Regions from separate parts of the Mus musculus genome. Here region 1 is linked to region 2. A link is a loop called in an ENCODE intact Hi-C map of the cell type or tissue named here. Cell type or tissue: left cerebral cortex. All regions are shown on one strand. Links, peaks and the distances in the headings refer to the core of each region. The heading gives the core; the rest is flanking DNA.

What was found. Peaks named below come from ENCODE experiments on the same cell type or tissue, not always from the same donor. Only the 100,000 strongest peaks of a DNase experiment are listed, where the experiment ranks them.
Region 1: a loop joins it to region 2, with 2.3 times the contacts of the local background. A loop is called at or near these places in 2 of 42 quality-filtered maps.

Annotation. Positions count from the first base shown.
Region 1 is chr3:154,916,461-154,925,063 of GRCm38, forward strand. All of the region lies in intron 17 of Tnni3k (TNNI3 interacting kinase), which reads right to left. Among named protein-coding and RNA genes, the nearest start is that of Tnni3k, 130 kb to the right of the region's middle. In left cerebral cortex, for the core only: no CTCF peak of the experiment used is centred there; a DNase peak (open chromatin) is centred at 3,974.
Region 2 is chr3:154,829,574-154,838,176 of GRCm38, forward strand. It overlaps Tnni3k (TNNI3 interacting kinase), which reads right to left. Exons shown (of 25, transcript NM_177066.5): 22 at 4,073-4,132. It also overlaps the pseudogene Gm18589. Among named protein-coding and RNA genes, the nearest start is that of Gm20389, 120 kb to the left of the region's middle. In left cerebral cortex, for the core only: no CTCF peak of the experiment used is centred there; DNase peaks (open chromatin) are centred at 5,027 and 6,175; H3K27ac peaks cover 780 bases.

The DNA.
Region 1 (8,603 bases), core at 455-8,454, 87 kb after region 2:
TACCTCTGCAACCCTGTCTTTCCTGGAGCATGTCCAATCTGCCGGCCATGATTGCTTAGGTACTGCTGGAGTTATTGCCTGGGTTGAAAAGCAGTTGTTTTTGTCTGTTTCCCAAGCACACACTGATCATTATTTTTCCTTTGCTAGTTTCTCTCCATATTGGTAGTTCATGAGATTCAGGTAGACTTAAGATCCCACAGTGGTTCATCAATTGTTGGGATGCTCATAGTTGAGGATTGACTTAGGAATGCACCACAGCCAAGCCAGTGAGTTACAGATATTTGCAGGGCATGGGCTGTTTGTGTGTAAACTGAAGACCTGGTTCTATTTTAAAAGCAGCTGCATGGTGGAACTTGGGAGTGCAGCCAATGGCAGCAAAGAGATGAGGTAAGAAAGCTGAGAGCTGACAGCAAGCTCCACGCAGTGATATGCAATTCCAGGTCTTGCTGAACTTCCATGGCATTTACTTTAAATTTCTGAGTCGTGGTAAATGGAAACAATTTCTTGTTTTGCTTCAACCATGGTGAGTGCATTTCTGCCAGTTACAGCTTGAAAAGTGCATCTAATTACAACATCTTGACACATTCAGCTCTTCACAGATTGCAGATTAAATATATATGAGTTTTATATATATTTACATTCTTCTTTTCTCAAACGTATGTAACGTTACTATAATAAGAACATACATTAAATTATTGATTGAATTTTGATCTGTTTGGAACTATACATCCTCTGACTGGATGGACCCTCAGATTCCAACAGTTTTCCTGAGGACATCAATCGTAAAGGCACATGCATCATTTGTTTCCAATAAGCATGTATTGATTGTGCTGCCTTTGAAAGCCTCTTTTGCCTTTATTTTTGTTCAGAGTATAATTGCTAAGACCCTGATGGGGGTGGACCACTGCTAGACAATGATGATCGAAATGGGCAACAGGTATCTAAAGGGTGATTCCAGCCAGTGAAAACACTGTCATGGTAGGCTAGCTACCCTGGAGAATCACGCATGGACTGCAGTATACTGAAAGGGGTCCTACTGAGTCTGCCTATTGACCTGAGTTGTAAACGCTTTATCACCATAGATTAATGTAGAAATTAATGACGTTAAGTGTGACATTTCCATACATGAGCATGGCATACATCAATTAAATCTGACCACCATTTCCATGCTCCCTCTCTAGAAACCTCACTTTCCCTTTCTGGTTGTTAGTTTTAGCTTCTATGTGTTGAGACACAGAGCAAAGACAGAGTTTTCTTTCTGTCTTTTCACTTATTTCCCTCAGATGATGACTTCCAGGTCCATCTTTCTTTATAAAAGAACAATGCTATGTTGTATGCATAGGATTCTTTCTTTATTCATTTGTTGATAGGTAGCTAGACTGATTTCATAGCTCAGCTCTTTTAAATAATTATGCAATGGACATATGGATACTGATATATCTTAAGTATCTCACAATTATTAATTAATAATAGTATTAATATCTACTGCCTATCTATCTAGAACTAGGGAATCTAAATCATGTGGTAGATCTATTTTTAGTTTTCTGAAGCCCCACTGTACTGTTATCTATAATGGCTATCCAAACAAGGTCCATTTATGAGAAACCCACAATCAACTTTATATGAGATGGTGAAGGCCTATGGGTATTTCTTGTAAGGCCAGGAGTGAAACAACAATGCTCCCCACCACTTCTGCTATTCAGTTCTGTACAGAAAACTTTAGCCAGCAGAGTTAAGAATGGAAAAACAAATAAAAGAATTATAAATAGCAAGCAAGGACTCAAATTATCCCTGTTTGCAAGTGAAATAACTCTACGAACAAGGAAACTTAAAGATCCCCAAGGAAAGATAACTATATCTGATGAATTCAGTAAACTGGCAGCATACAATTCAACACATGGAACATTAGTAGCATTTCTGGACTTCATCAGTAAACCTGTCAAAGAAAAAAAATCAGAGCTAAAAAGGTGAATACCAAAGAATGAACCTGACCATGGAAATAAGAGGCTTCTGTAAACTTGTGAGACACATTGAGAAGGACACCAATGTAGCTTGGGTTGGAAAAATTAGTACTAAAGTACCCAAATCAATTTAAAGACTCATTGCCATACCCACCAAAATACCATCAATGTTCTCAAGTGAACTGTAAAAATAATCTAAAATCCATACAGAGCTATAAAAACATCAAAATAGCCAAAGAAGTCTTGAGTCAAAAGAATAAAACTAGAGGCATTACAACACTTAATTTCAAGAACTATTACAGAGTCATCATAGCTGAAAAGGCATGGGATTGGCATATAAACAGACATGGAGACCAATAGCATAGAACAAAGGCCACAGAAATAAGCTAATGTTACTACAGCCAACTGACTTCCACCCAAGACTACACCACACTTGGAAAACGGGAGATGCATACACAGGAGAACTGCCACCTCAACCCTCTGCATAGAATTTGGACTTCGAAGCTGTTATGGAACACAGAGAGGAAGCAGCTCATCATGTCATCAGATTTCCAGGAAGTTTTTACATTAGCTTGAAATCATTATTTCAAGTTATATGATACTATTGATTTACAAAGACTGACCAACCTTTGACTAAAGGCCACATTTAACTCTGCCTGCTTCCTTCTTACTGCTCAGTCTGATAAGACAACACTTTGATGGTTTGAATAAGAAATGCTGACACCATTGCATACACTAGCAAGATTTTGCTGAAAGGACCCAGATATAGCTGTCTCTTGTGAGACTATGCCAGGGCCTAGCAAACACAGAAGTGGATGATCACAGTCAGCTAATGGATGGGTCACAGGGCCCCCTAATGGAGGAGCTAGAGAAATTACCCAAGGAGCTATAGGGAACTGCAACCCTATAGGTGGAACAACAATATGAACTAACCAGTACCCGGGAGCTCTTGTCTTTAGCTGCATATGTATAAAAAGATGGCCTAGTCAGCCATCACTGCAAAGAGAGGCCCATTGGACTTGCAAACTTTATATGCCCCAGTACAGGGGAACGCCAGGGCCAAAAAGGGGGAGTGGGTGGGTAGGGGATTGGGGGGTAGGTATGGGGGACCTTTGGGATAGCATTGAAAATGTAAATGAGGAAATTACCTAATTTAAAAAAAAAAAAGAATGCTCAGAGATTTGAACATTTGGTGCCTCACTGGTGGTGATATTTGGGGAGGCTCATATATGTCAGTAGAGGTGACTATTTTCTGCTTACAGTCTCATAACCACTTCCAGCTCGTTCTCTTTGCTTTCTGGTTGTGTTTGAAGATATTGGCTCCCAGCTTTGTGCTTGTCACGCTTGATGCTGGCTGCCCTGATTCCTTACCATGATGTTCTGACTCTAGCTGAGGTAAAATCTTCCTTTTATAAGTCGCTTGGCTATGGCGTTTCATCCCCATGACAGAAACGTAATACAAATACTGAATAAAACAACTTTGTTATTATTTATCTTATCCGTTATTTTAAAAGGCATAGAGATGGAGGTTTTGTAAAAATGTCCTAGTTGACTTGTTTTAGCCAGTCTTCTTAGACATGATCTAAGAGACAAAACCTCCCATTTCCATGTTACCTATTAGCCACCTGTGCAGCGGCCATTCTCTGTGAGTCCCATCTCATGCAAAGCTACTTTCTTGATGGACGCAGCAGGTCTGTGTAAAGGCTGGCTTTTATTTTCACTAAAATGTTCTATTATCTTGATTCAGAGACGATGCTTGTAAATAATTTGGTTTTTCTTTTAAGCCTTTGTCCCTCTCTGTGCCCATCTAACCCATTATTCCTTTCTCTCCCCACAGTTTTAATTATCCCTGATATCATCTCCAATGTAATTGAAGAAAATTGTCTTGCAATTATGAGAATAAAGGAAATATCAAGCCGGTGCCCACTCCCTTTCACCTGTGTCTGTGTTCCACATTGCTCATTGTTTGCAGATAATCGGTGTGATGAGAGCTGTGCCTACTATTTATTTACTGTCTCTGTAAGGACTATTCGTTCCGTGTCTTCACAGTGCCCCCATGGAACACAGGGAAATAGCCACAGAAGGCCTGTGTCTAAGCACAGAATACTCCCAGAACTCTAGCTGTAACCAGTTTATTTAGTTCCAGAAGACAGTGTGTATTATCTAATCCTTAATTATGCTCCCAAGCTTTGCAAAATTAAAGCTTCAAATTAAACATTTTACTGACGAAGCTCCTCTGAAAGCCAGACATTTGTTTCCAAAATGATAAAATGGGAAAAGCAGGCACTTCATGTGGTACTAGGCCAAGAAGTCAACTCACATTTATTTGAAAGTCTCAGAAAATAGAAACTAAGAGATCTGATGTAGGAAGGTATGGAAAGCAGGAAGTCAGTCAAGTGAGTTATCCTGAAAGAGAGGATTGTCCTTATTTGTAAGGAGTCCATTCCAGCAAAAGATTGACAGGTACTGAGGCATCTAAAGCTCCACAGGTAGATGGTTGCTCCAAAACACCTCTGGTAGGTGGAGAATGGACACATTCTGCTGACCTAAGACAACTCGGAATCAGAGATGACAGTGTACCGTCAGGTCCTGGGTGCAAGCAATCCACTCTCATTCTGCACGTTTCTGCAGCCAGTTCCCAAATTAACTGAAAGGACATTGCATGCATGGTCGAGTTCTATCCTATAGAATCAATTTCTTCTCTACTAGAGCAGTCCACCAGCCACATGGGATCCAGCACCCCCTGTCTTGCATATTCAGTTCAATATGCAGCAATTCAGTTGCAACCTCCTCTAGTGGTTGCCTAGGACTTTGAGACTTCCTGTAAACATTCTACTGGCTGGGTCTGCTGTTCTTCTTACCAACACCCTCGAGGACCCCAAAGCTGCAGTTGGTTTGCCTATGTTCCAAACCAGCACTGTCACCTAGCAACTGTAAAGCACATGGATGTGTCAATTGCTATTTCTTCAGAAGCAAGCAAATGGGCTAACTGTACTGCATGAGTTGTAATTGCAGCATAAAGCATTTAAGGCTCTAAGATGGAGTTTAATGGGCACTTTCTAAGGGCAAGCTTTGACTACGAGGTTTTAAACATTCATTAGGAACCTCTAGTTGAGTTGTGTGGGTGTTTTCTTGTCCTCACAGGGTACAGAGAATACTGTTTTGGTCTTCATTCTAGGCAAGTCCCCCCTTGTTATTAGCATAGTAAGCATCTCCTCTTACTTCTCAATTCTCTAGGCACTGTTTCCCCAAGCTCTTCTCTGCACACTTCCCCAGGTCTTCTTGGTCTTCTCTGATGGGGCTGAGCTCTATCTTCAGCATCCTGATGGACTCTACCTGGAAAACACTCCCACTGGCAGCATCTCAGGCCAGTCTTGGCTCCTGTCCCTCATGGAATGGTACCAGAGACTCCATATTTGCCCATGTTAATCTATTGCCACAATGCTTCAGCATGTTCTTTGTTAAAATTATCAGCCTTCAAAGACTGTATCCCCCATAGAGACAAAACCTGTTTTGCATCCTGAGTGTCTGCAGTGGCAACAGAGGCGCTGGCACATGGTATATTCTGACAAATTACAGAACAAACAAACATGTTGCTCCACAATCCTGAGTTTCTCAGGAGCTATGCCAATGTTGTTTTGTGAGAGATCACTGAACTTTGAACTCACCAAATTGGCCAGCCTGGATTACCAGAGAGCCTCATGGATGTACTGTTCTGTCTTTCCAACCATGGGACTACAAGTGTGTTTATCCATACTCATCTTTTTCACATGGGACCTGGGAATTGAACTCAGATCCTCAGGCATTTAGGGCAAACACTTTACCCATTGAGCAAGCATCTCCTTAGCCCTCATTGTGTTTATTTTGTAGCTAATTTTCTTTTGTGAACTAATTTTGAATTGTCCCAGTAAACTTCCCTATTTTGGGTTTAACAGCCCTTAGACCAGGGTGGACATGGATGTATTCTCCACAGAGATTATTTGATGGACAACTTTTCACTTTCTAAGGTGTTTCTTGCACCAACCTGAGTTATATTGTCTACTGGTCCTCACTTTGATAGTCTAGATTATAAATGATTTGTTGTATCAGTTTTTATTAGAATTTGCAGATATCTTCTCTCACCAGTGTAACAAAATAAATCATTTTAGCCATTTAGGGCAGCACACTGAACATCACATACTTAATGAATGGAATCCTCTTTGGACACATCATCTTCTTCTTAAATCTTATATTTATTAATTAGTAAGAGTTATGAGATGACATGTTTTTCCATCAGTCTTTGTTGTGGCACAGACACTATGCATTTTGCTGGTCAATGTATATATGGGATAATCATCAGAAGCTGGCACTATCAACATATCATATCAGAGACTGTGAGAATAGACAGAGGGCAAATGCATTTTTCATGGAATTGCATGCTCTTCATTCCGGGTTCTGTTCACAGTCTTGACATCAAACATTATCATCGTTAGACAACTACCTTGACCTCAGTGTGTGCTGGGTGTGGATTCAGGGATAGCTTTTGAAGAAAACTTTGTTCCTCCAATCAGCTATGTTTATTTTTCTTTAGCTGGAATTTATTTTGACATCCATAATAAGACTGTCTCTTAATAACAATGACTCTTCCTCCTTTTTAACATAATGTGAAGGTAAAATATTTTTTGTTCTTGATGGGGATAGTTCCAAGTCCTGCAACTTTGTGTATCTTGCTTAAGAGAGTTTGCTCTTCTTGATTCTATACCTGCATTCGACAATTTATCTTTTACTCATTTTAGAAGTGGGAGGGGGATTCCATCTATTTAAAGGCTATTTGATGAATTTAAGCAGATATGCAATCTTGTGAAAACATTAGAATTCTAGTCTCAAGACAGATAGCACCATTTCAAACCCAGAAAGATTCCTTGACCCCCTTGCAACGCATTCAGTTCTCAGCCTTCGAGCCCGGCAAACCATTCACCTTGTCCATTATAGGCTAATCTGCAGCCTCTCAATCTCAATTGAAGCTGTGTGCTCAGCACAGTGCCTGAGCTTTTGCTAGCATGTGTCTAGGGCTGTGTGCTCAGCACAGTGCCTGAGCTCTTGCTAGCACGTGTCTAGGGTTTATTCTAAAAGACTGTAGCAAACATATGCACATGTATGTATACATATATGTGTGTGTATGAGTGTATGCATGTGTATATATACATCTGTATGCATATTTCTATGTATGTATGCCCTATGTGTCCTATTCTAGGTAATTTGTTTCATATGTCTGAAGTGGAATTTAGTCAGAGAATTGTGGCCATACTTATGTCTATAATTTAGATAATTCTGCTCAATTAGGAAGAGTAAAGAATGACTGAGAAATGAACATTTTTCCTGTGAGCAGAAGGTGTCATATACTTGTGCTGTTGAAACAACAGGCATATTTTATAAAGAAACAAAAATGCTTCTTGGAGAGTCACTCCTGAGTCAGTAAAAAATTTTTTTTAAATTTCCATTAAAGACATTCAATAATTCATTTTGCTTAGGAAATCGAGCATCACCATAAAAACATTCTGAAATGATGAATTTAGACATAAGAACATAACAAGTGCACGGAGCCCTGCCACTGTTTCTGCAGGTTCCACGAATCTGATTTGGGTTCCCACACTCTTTTCACAGGAATATTTAAATAATTTGACTGTGACAAGCCAAACTGTTTTGAGACCTCATTGAAAGTCAAATGAAAACATTAATTGCATGCAAAAATATTCCAGTCAGGCATGGAAATGCTTCAGGTTAGGGAATAAATATGTTGCCTATGAGAAGAAAAATCAATTGACTTAGAAAAAGCTAGTGCTGGCTCAAGTCTACACGGTCAGCATTGACTGAAAATCGCTAGGGTTTCAGGGCCTTGTTTTGGCTTATGAATTAACAGACAGCCTTGAGCAATGTCCATACTACACAATAAGTTTGTCTGACTAACTTTTTGCCTGAGGAAATTAGAAATCAGATCACTGGAACTAATTAGTATTTTGCTTTTCACTTTTACCTGCTTCCCTTATGCAACCTTATTTCATTTTGAGGAAAGATAGCTAGCGACTAATAGGCATATAATTATCCTTAACACAAAAATACTCAGACTAGTGATTTATGCAATAGAAATAGTAATTCAGAAACTAACTAACTAACTAACTAACTAACTAACTAACTAAGCAACTTTCAAATCATGAAATACCACATTTATATTGAGCAAGAATTACATTCTCATTCCTGCTCTGAATTCTCCAAAGTAAGATCCATGTGGAGAGATAAACTGTTGCATACAGTCATGGTTGTTCTAGTTAAATGGGATGAAATATCAATTTATACAATGTTTTGGAGTGCATGCCTATACTACCTGGATAACACACTTAGCATGTCACAAACTTTATTGTCTTAGTAATTTTGTTAATATCCCTATAAGCCTTTCAGCCATTTTCTGTTTAGAAGACCCCCTCAAAATTAGGAATATTTAACTAGATTGGATATGAGCAGCACTGAAATGGATATTATTCTTATAGCCTTTGGGTTTTTTATAATTAATTTCTTCCTGAACTTGATAAATATTAAATGAATGTTTACTAAGGCACTGGGAATAAAATCGTACAACTTTCACAGTACCTACCCTGATAGAGAGCG
Region 2 (8,603 bases), core at 500-8,499:
GCTGGATCTTATGGAGACATTTTCTCAATTTAGGTTTCCTCTTTTCAGATAGTACTGTGTGTCAAGTTGCCATAAGAGTAGCCACCACAGCTGATCCCATGACAACCTGACACACACAGATAACTACTAAGCCATACCTTTCCTTTCTTATTTATCCCAATAACCTTACATTAAAATGTAAATAACTTTAAAAGTCCCACAGTCTTTAGTAATTCAAACACGGTAACATTTTAGTCACTTAAAAAAATCAGCTTCTGCAAAGCAAAAGATACCGTCAATAAGACAAAAAGGCCACCAACAGATTGGGAAAGGATCTTTACCTATCCTAAATCAGATAGGGGACTAATATCCAATATACATAAAGAACTCAAGAAGGTGGACTCCAGAAAATCAAATAACCCCATTAAAAATGGGGCTCAGAGCTAAACAAAGAATTCTCACCTGAGGAATACCGAATGGCTGAGAAGCACCTGAAAAAATGTTCAACATCCTTAATCATCAGGGAAATGCAAATCAAAACAACCCTGGGATTCCACCTCACACCAGTCAGAATGGCTAAGATCAAAAGTTCAGGTGACAGCAGATGCTGGCGAGGATGTGGAGAAAGAGGAACACTCCTCCATTGTTGGTGGGATTGCAAGCATGTACAGCCACTCTGGAAATCAGTCTGGCAGATCCTCAGAAAATTGGACATAGTACTCCTGGAGGATCCCGCAATACCTCTCCTGGGCATATATCCAGAAGATGTCCTAACCGGTAAGAAGGACACATGCTCCACTATGTTCATAGCAGCCTTATTTAAAATAGCCAGAAGCTGGAAAGAACCCAGATGCCCCTCAACAGAGGAATGGATACAGAAAATATGGTACATTTACACAATAAAGTACTACTCAGCTATTAAAAAGAATGAATTTATGAAATTCCTAGGCAAATGGATGGACCTGGAGAGCATCATCCTGAGTGAGGTAACCCAATCACAAAAGAACTCACACAATATGTACTCACTGATAAGTGGATATTAGCCCAGAAACTTAGAATACCCAAGATATAAGATACAATTTGCTAAACACATGAAACTCAAGAAGAACGAAGACCAAAGTGTGGACACTTTGCCCCTTCTTAGAATTGGGAACAAAACACTCACGGAAGGAGTTACAGAGACAAATTTTGGGGCTGAGACAAAAGGATGGACTATCTAGAGACTGCCATATCTGGGGGTCCATCCCATAATCAGCCTCCAAATGCTGACACCATTGCATACACTAGCAAGATTTTGCTGAAAGGACCCAGATGTAGCTGTCTCTTGTGAGACTATGCCGGGGCCTAGCAAACACAGAAGTGGATGCTCACAGTCAGCTATTGGATGGATCACAGGGCCCCCAATGGAGGAGCTAGAGAAAGTAGCCAAGGAGCTAAAGGGATCTGAACTCTATAGGTGGAACAACAATATGAACTACCCAGTACTCCCCAAAGCTCGTGTCTCTAGTTGCATATGTATCACCTCATGTCTCTAGTCGGCCATCAGTGGAAAGAGAGGCCCATTGGTTGTGCAAACTTTATCTGCTTCAGTACAGGGGAACGCCAGGGCCAAGAAGTGGGAGTGGGTGGGGGAGCAGATGGGGGACTTTTGGGATAGCATTGGAAATATAAATGAAATAATTACCTAATTAAAAAAAAAACCAAAAAATAAAAATAAGATTGGGCATGGAACTAAAGTTCTCAAAGACAGGAAATACAAATGGCTGAGAAACAAAAAACAAAAAACAAACAAATAAACAAAATCCAATCTCTCTAAAAATCCAAAAATCCCTTTTAAAAGTTCAAAGTCTTTCAATATTGGGTTCCTTTAAAAATTGAAATTAAACTAAGTACATTCTTCAAGAAGGAAGAACCAGGGCACAGGCACAATATAATTAAAGCAAAATCAAACCCCACCAGTATATAAACATCCCTGGTGCTGCTTACTGGCTTACTGGCTAGCTGCTCCTGCCTTGCTCACCCTGCCTGCTTTATGTAGATGGTAGGACAAGCAGCCCAGGGATGGCACCACCCAAAATGGGCTTGACCCCTCCCTCCCATCAATCACTAATTAGGAAAATGACTTACAGCTAGATCTTCTGGAGGAATGTTCTCAATTTAGGTTTCTTTCTTTCAGTGGCTCTAGTTTGTGTATCCAATTGACATAAGACTCGCCAGCACATGAGGTACTTCCTATCCCCATCTAATCCTGTCCCAGGATAGGAACAGCCTTGTCTGGTTAAAGTCTGTGAGTGACATGAGAGGATTCTTGGAGCTCAGACCTGAAGGTATCTTGTAACAGCCAAGTCCTCCAGAAGATGCCCTTATCAGGAGTTAGCCCTCAAGTCTCACACCAAGGAGCAGCTAATCTCCCCATATCCATAACTTTCCATACCAAAAGGAAGGGAAGGGAGGCTTTAAGTCAGAAGAATGCCCCCTTTTAGTGAAAGGCTTCCTCTCCAGAAGTTTCTGTGAAGAAGGAGACAGAATGACTGGGGCCTGCAAGCCTGGAAGTATTTCCCAATAGAGTGGGTTCCAGGAATGCTGAGATGGGATTTGTTGTAGGAAGGAAATGTTTCTTGAAGGATTCTCTTTCTGATTTGTTGTGCAGGCTCATGGCCTCTGCCCCTTCCCTCTGCATGCGCATGGACCACAGGCTTGTGTGTGGTCCCTATATTTTCCCGTGCGTTTGAAAGATATTATTTCTGGATGGGTGCTCCTGTTTTAGCTCCTTTGCCTATTTTTAAATGGTATTTCATGATCAGGCATATAGCAAATTAAGGCAATTATTGAGAAAATTAAAGCAAACATCTCCTTGATGTTAAGGTAATTTTTCTCATTAGCCTGATTTTCAGCATCAATCACTTGGTGTCCTGTAAAGGCTCTGCCTTCCAGTGGATTTGTGCATTTTTTCAGATAGTGTCTTTCTTCTGTATTGAACACAAATGGACAATAGCTTTCTAGCAGGCTCACTGCTTCTGTACAAATTTGTAGAAAAAAAAGATTAAATATTTACCTTCCAATATGTTTTTTATATTTACAAATCTTAAATATTTGCTTTATTTACTTATTTGTAATAAATAAATAAATAAATAAATAAATAAATAAATACACACTCCCATGTACACACGGTGTGGTGTGTGTGTGTGTGTGTGTGTGTGTGTGTGTGTGTGTGCGTGTGCCCATAGAGGCCAAGAGTTATGGAAAATTGTGAACTGCCAGACACAGGTGTTGGGATCTAGATTCGAGGTCTCTGACAGAGTCATAGACACTTTTAGATACTCTTCTCCAGCCCCCATTCTTTTAATCTTTTCATTTTTTTTAAACTTACCTATTTTTAAGCTTAGCATGACTGCAAACATCCTCTGGCCTGATTATTTTTGTAACCACCAAAATTTGATACGAATTTGCTTCTGCCCCTAGAGAAGCAGCAGTCTGCTCTTCCTAGGGGCATCATTGGTCAGCTATGTAGCAATGCAGTACACAGTCAGTCCTTGTCTTCAAGCGCCCTGTCGCTTATGTTCCCTGACTGCCTTTGTAACCTCCCTAGCAGGTATATTGTAGAGACTCTCATACGATTTCCTTTGTCTACCAAACCCTTGAGGAAATGTACTGTAAGACATTACCCAGGAGCCTCACACCAGGAGAGGGAAAGTGCTGAAGCCTGGGATCAGCCAAGGGGGATCTTGGACCCCAAAAAGAAGAAAGCAATTTCAAGACAATTCTGACAATTTGTAAGAATGCCCTGTAGGAGACTGGACCTTAGACAGGGATGATGGCCAGGACCTTATCATGCCCGGGACTGATTAGTTGTGGATACTTCTTGACTTGTGGTTAAACCTGAACTTCTTCGTGTCAGAGGGCAGAAGAGCAACCTGTGTGCAGGTATTGGGGACCCTTCTTCCCATTGACCCAGCTTGAATTGTTTCATTTCACTTGTATATGTAATTGGCTTGTCAGAGCTTCTAAGACCAAGCTTCTGACCCTCATGTACCTGTGATGTCTTGGCAGTTGTGAGCTTCTACATAGATGCTTCAGAAGGTGAGATTCTTACCTCCACGTTACACAGGCACTCCTCCAGCTTCCTAACGACTTCAGAGAACTCGGGTCTTCCCTGTAAAACAAGAAAGGACTATTTTTCTCCCTTAAGAATAAAAGAAAGGAAACGCTTTGGGTTTGAAAAATTGAGTATTTGCATTTGTAAAGAATGAGATTAGCAATAAAGTATATTTTTATTTAAAATGCACTTGTATTGAAGAGCTAATTGAATGTTCATTTACTGTTCATGGAGGGATGTTGAGTCTTTCTGTGATAAGAGTTTTAACTCAGAATTTGGAACTACATTCAGATAATGAAATAGTGGAAAGTCTTTAATTAGCTTTGCATGTTTTTAAATGGCAGGGTTTCTTCTTCAAAACGGAAGAATAAAAGCGAATGCTGAGAACTGTTAACCAACTCGATGCCTCACAGTGTGGTGTGCGCATCCCAGAAAGAACCCCTGGCCCTCACTTTGTAATCAGCTTCATTTCTGGAATGACATCTCTTATTGACAGCCAAGGCCAGACTAAGGACCTCACAACTCTGCCCTACTTTCAGACTTAGAGTTTTAGCTTCAAAACTTGCCATCGAAGATATTGGTTATTACAAACTGCAATGCCATATAAGTTTGGTTAAGTGGTTATTGTGTCCGTTGTATATTTCAAGCCTTGTTCAAGTCACAGGGGATATAAAAATAAATGAGGAAATACAGGAAAAATTCTTGAGATCTTAGAAAACGTTGGTCTCTTTTAAAGAAATAATATGTTTCCCTGTGTCAGATACTAAGGACTGTGCACCCTGCCACGTCTCCTTTTATGAAAGTTTCACTGCCAGGAGGGGGAGAGGCCCATTGAACGTGCGGGCTCAGCAGCCAGCTAATTTAGAACCGTAGCAGAACAATTTCTCCCTCTCTATCTATTCCTCCCCCGAGGACACTGCTGGCTCCGGAGCCTGCACAAATGGGAGCGTCGTTGCTGGAGAGCTCAGTCCTGCTCCTCTGAGTTGGTGGGTGAGCAGCTGTGTCTTCCTTGCTGCTGCCTATAAGGGTTTCTCCCTTTAGAGCACCATGTCATCACCTCTTCCACACAGTCTGTTCTTTGGTGTCTTAACGACTGGTTTACAGTCAAGCTCTGCATGCTCAGTTCCTTTACTGTACATATTGAAAGTCTTAGCACCCTGGCCTACAGGCCCCTTGTCTCCTTCTCCCTAGTGAGTTTTCCCTCTCCATTGACATGGGCGCTCTCTCTTGGGTCCTATCCGAGTCTCATAAACAGGTCTATGAGGTTCTTCCGTGTTCCCCATCCTACTCTGACATTACTCAGTCTATGCGAAGTCTCTTCCTTCGTGTGCCTCACTTGTAGAATTTTAGCTCTAACACCCTGAATTCCTGGTTCTCCCAAGTCGTCTTACCAGGAAAAACAAAGCCTTCTCATTGAGACACTTTCCATAGGACCTCAGGCACCACAGCATCATCTAACTCTCCATTTCCTGTATCTTACCAGCTTTACCCATCCCTTTCTTTGTCTTATATTTCACCACAGTTGGTCACTCCTGTTACCATTCTCACCCACAAAGCCCAATTTCCTTATTCTTTCTTGTCTTTGAATTCTCCTCAAAAATGATGCCAGCCTCATCTTAAGATCACATTCAGCGCAGCTGGCCTCTTGCACTGCCGAGCAAGCCTCTTACTTATGTCTGGCCTACGCTCTGTCACATCTTGCAAACTCTTCTAGCTCTCCAGTTCCCAGGATGACATCGCTCTACTCACCTGTTCCTCCCCACACATAGCCTTCATCCCTTTTGTTCCCAAGGATAGATGGACTTGCCTACCTTTACCTGCAGCTAGCTGTCACGTGTATGCTCTGTCGTGTGTGTGTGTGTGTGTGTGTGTGTGTTTTCTGCCAGCAATTCTCCCCACTTCGTGCTTTACCTGACAGTGTTTATCCCACGGGTCTACAGATGCACAATGTTTTTCCCCATTTAAAAATCAGCAACAAAATAAAACTAGTATGTGGACGCTCAAGGATCTACCCTGCTCATCATCGGCTTGCTCACTTTTACCCACAAGATGCCCTAAAAGTTGTCTAATCCTGTCTTTGAACACCCCCACACCTTCACACCAATCATACTTTCTCTGCCAACATCTTCCTTGTGAGGAGAACAAATACCTCCTCAATGTTATATTTCAGTGTTCCTCTTACTTTTCATGGCATTAAGCACACTCCTTTGTCCCTAAGATGTCTTCTTGGTTGACTCTGAACCTTTCCCTGTCTCTGCCATTGACTCTTTGGTTTTCCTCCTTCCCTCTACATTTTCAGTTGTCCCAGAATGATTTCATTTTGAGTCAGTTTGTTTATAAACTCAGCCTCTCAGCCTCTTGTCTATAAACAGGTGCCAGCTCTCTACCTCTGGTTCACTTCTCTCCAGCTGTGAACTTGCCAGCTCCTTGCCCATAGGACCAGGAGAGAAGAGAGAGGTCCATGTCCCTCCCAGGTCACTCTGGGGCTGAGCAGGATGGCAAGTGTCCACAGCTCAAAAGAAACACATCGAGCCAGGAGTCTTGTCAAAGCAGGAACTCAACTTTATGGCATCAGCCTCTATGTTTGGAACATAGGGAGGGAGATTTTTGGTGGGGTAAGATGATGTAGGAGCTGGGGAAGGGTGACAGAGAATATGGGGTGACTGACAGGGCCAATGGCAAAGCTCTATGTCAGCAATGGCAGGGCAGAGGCAGGGCCAAACAGGTCTTGCTGAGTCACCCTGATAAGGAAGTGACTGAGAAAGGTCTCAAAACTCAAGCCAGGCTCGGATTTGTCCTCAAGGCCCAAACCAGGGCCAAAATGGAGCACAACATGAACTCTAACCTTTCCGGTTCAGTTAATAACAACAGTGTTTACTTGCTAAGATCCTAAGCCACAGACCACCCGTGACTTCTTCCTTTCCTGTGTTTGCGTCTAGTGTACTGTGAAGTTATAAAGACTCTCCTTCAAAGTTAATCTACAGCCTCCATGATCAACCTGCCCACTGATAATCATTGCAAGCACTGGGAAATTTTAAAAAAGATCCTGGAGCCAACCATGTAGAACCACAAGGCAAGGACACAAAGGAAGTCTTAACCCTTGTTCTCTTTTTAGTAATAACATTTATTTTGAGGCTAGATATCCCAAATGCACCAGAGGAATTCAAATTCCTATAGTTTGAGTAATCAGAATTAAGAGGTCAGAATTCAGAACCATTGCAATAAAAGGCCCATTACTGTATAAGAAATGAGTCCAGATTTAGGAGTCTCCAGCAAACTGTATGTTTTAGTCGCTGTTTTACCTTGTTGTTTCTATGGGCCAGGAGCCCAGCACAGATTAATTGGTTCTTTTCTGAGTCTCATCACACTGAAATCAAGGTGCCCAATGTAGACAGCTCACAAACTGGATGTGCGGTTTTCTCCTGGCCAGCATGGGCTCATGTCTCTGACTGATTCCTCTGTGCTGTTCCTGAGAGGATAGTCCCCACAGGACAACCTTCCTCTAGGATAAGACAGAAGAAAACCAGAGATAGAACAGCTCCTTGTCTCTACATGTTCTGTGCATTCCCCCTGCAGAGGGGTGATGCATACATGTATAATGGGCAAGGATCTCATGGGTCATTCTGGAACCCTGCCTGTCACAAGCAGGCAGTCAAAATCAAAGGGATGCTAGGGGAGGTGACTCCAGGATCCTGTGTGAACTACCTAAGCCCTGAACCACATACACACAGGCTATACTCTCTGTTGCCTAGTGAGGTCACATTTATGGATCATAAGGCCTTGTTCTGAATATTCTCTCACAGTAGAATTGTCTGACACGTATGCTCTGCCTAAGAGAAAACCTTCACACTCTGCAGATCCAACTAATAAAACACATCCTTTTGGTATGTAAGTGATTCCATAAAATAGCTCTCCATCTTTTGCTAGATTCATTTTAGTCTCTCTCAGAACTGGGTGAATCTATATGAATACCTCTAGCTACAAGGTATTTTGAAGGTGAGCAGTGTTTTATTTGTTCTTGTAGATTGATCATTGTCTCCTGGATAGGTTTGAGTTCACTTTTGTCAAGTCGAATTATATCATTAAAATAAAAATTTCATCCTCAACCTATCTCTCTGCTGTCAGAGCCACATCTTGTCCTGCTGACTTTACTCAAATGTTCTTCTCTTAGTGCAGCTTTCTAAAAGCATGACCGAGACAGCAGCAGACAAGGTAATCATGTGAGCATGCACCTCAGATGAAGCAGCGCTTCTCGTGAAAGCCTGTAATCACAGCCCATCTCATTGGCATAAGTGAAAAGCCATGTCCTCAGCATTCTTCCCCAAGCAACCTGTCGGGTGATCCCTGACCTACTCTTCCTCCTGCAGATTCCCATCCGGCCACACCCAACCTGTGTCCGGCTTACCTCATCCATCTGGTGCATTCAACCTGTGCAGCCCAACACACCCCTCGCGTGTGACCCGCCATGCCTCTCATCCACATGAATCATAGATCTTCACACTCAGTTGTTCATTGCTTGTGCCAGTGC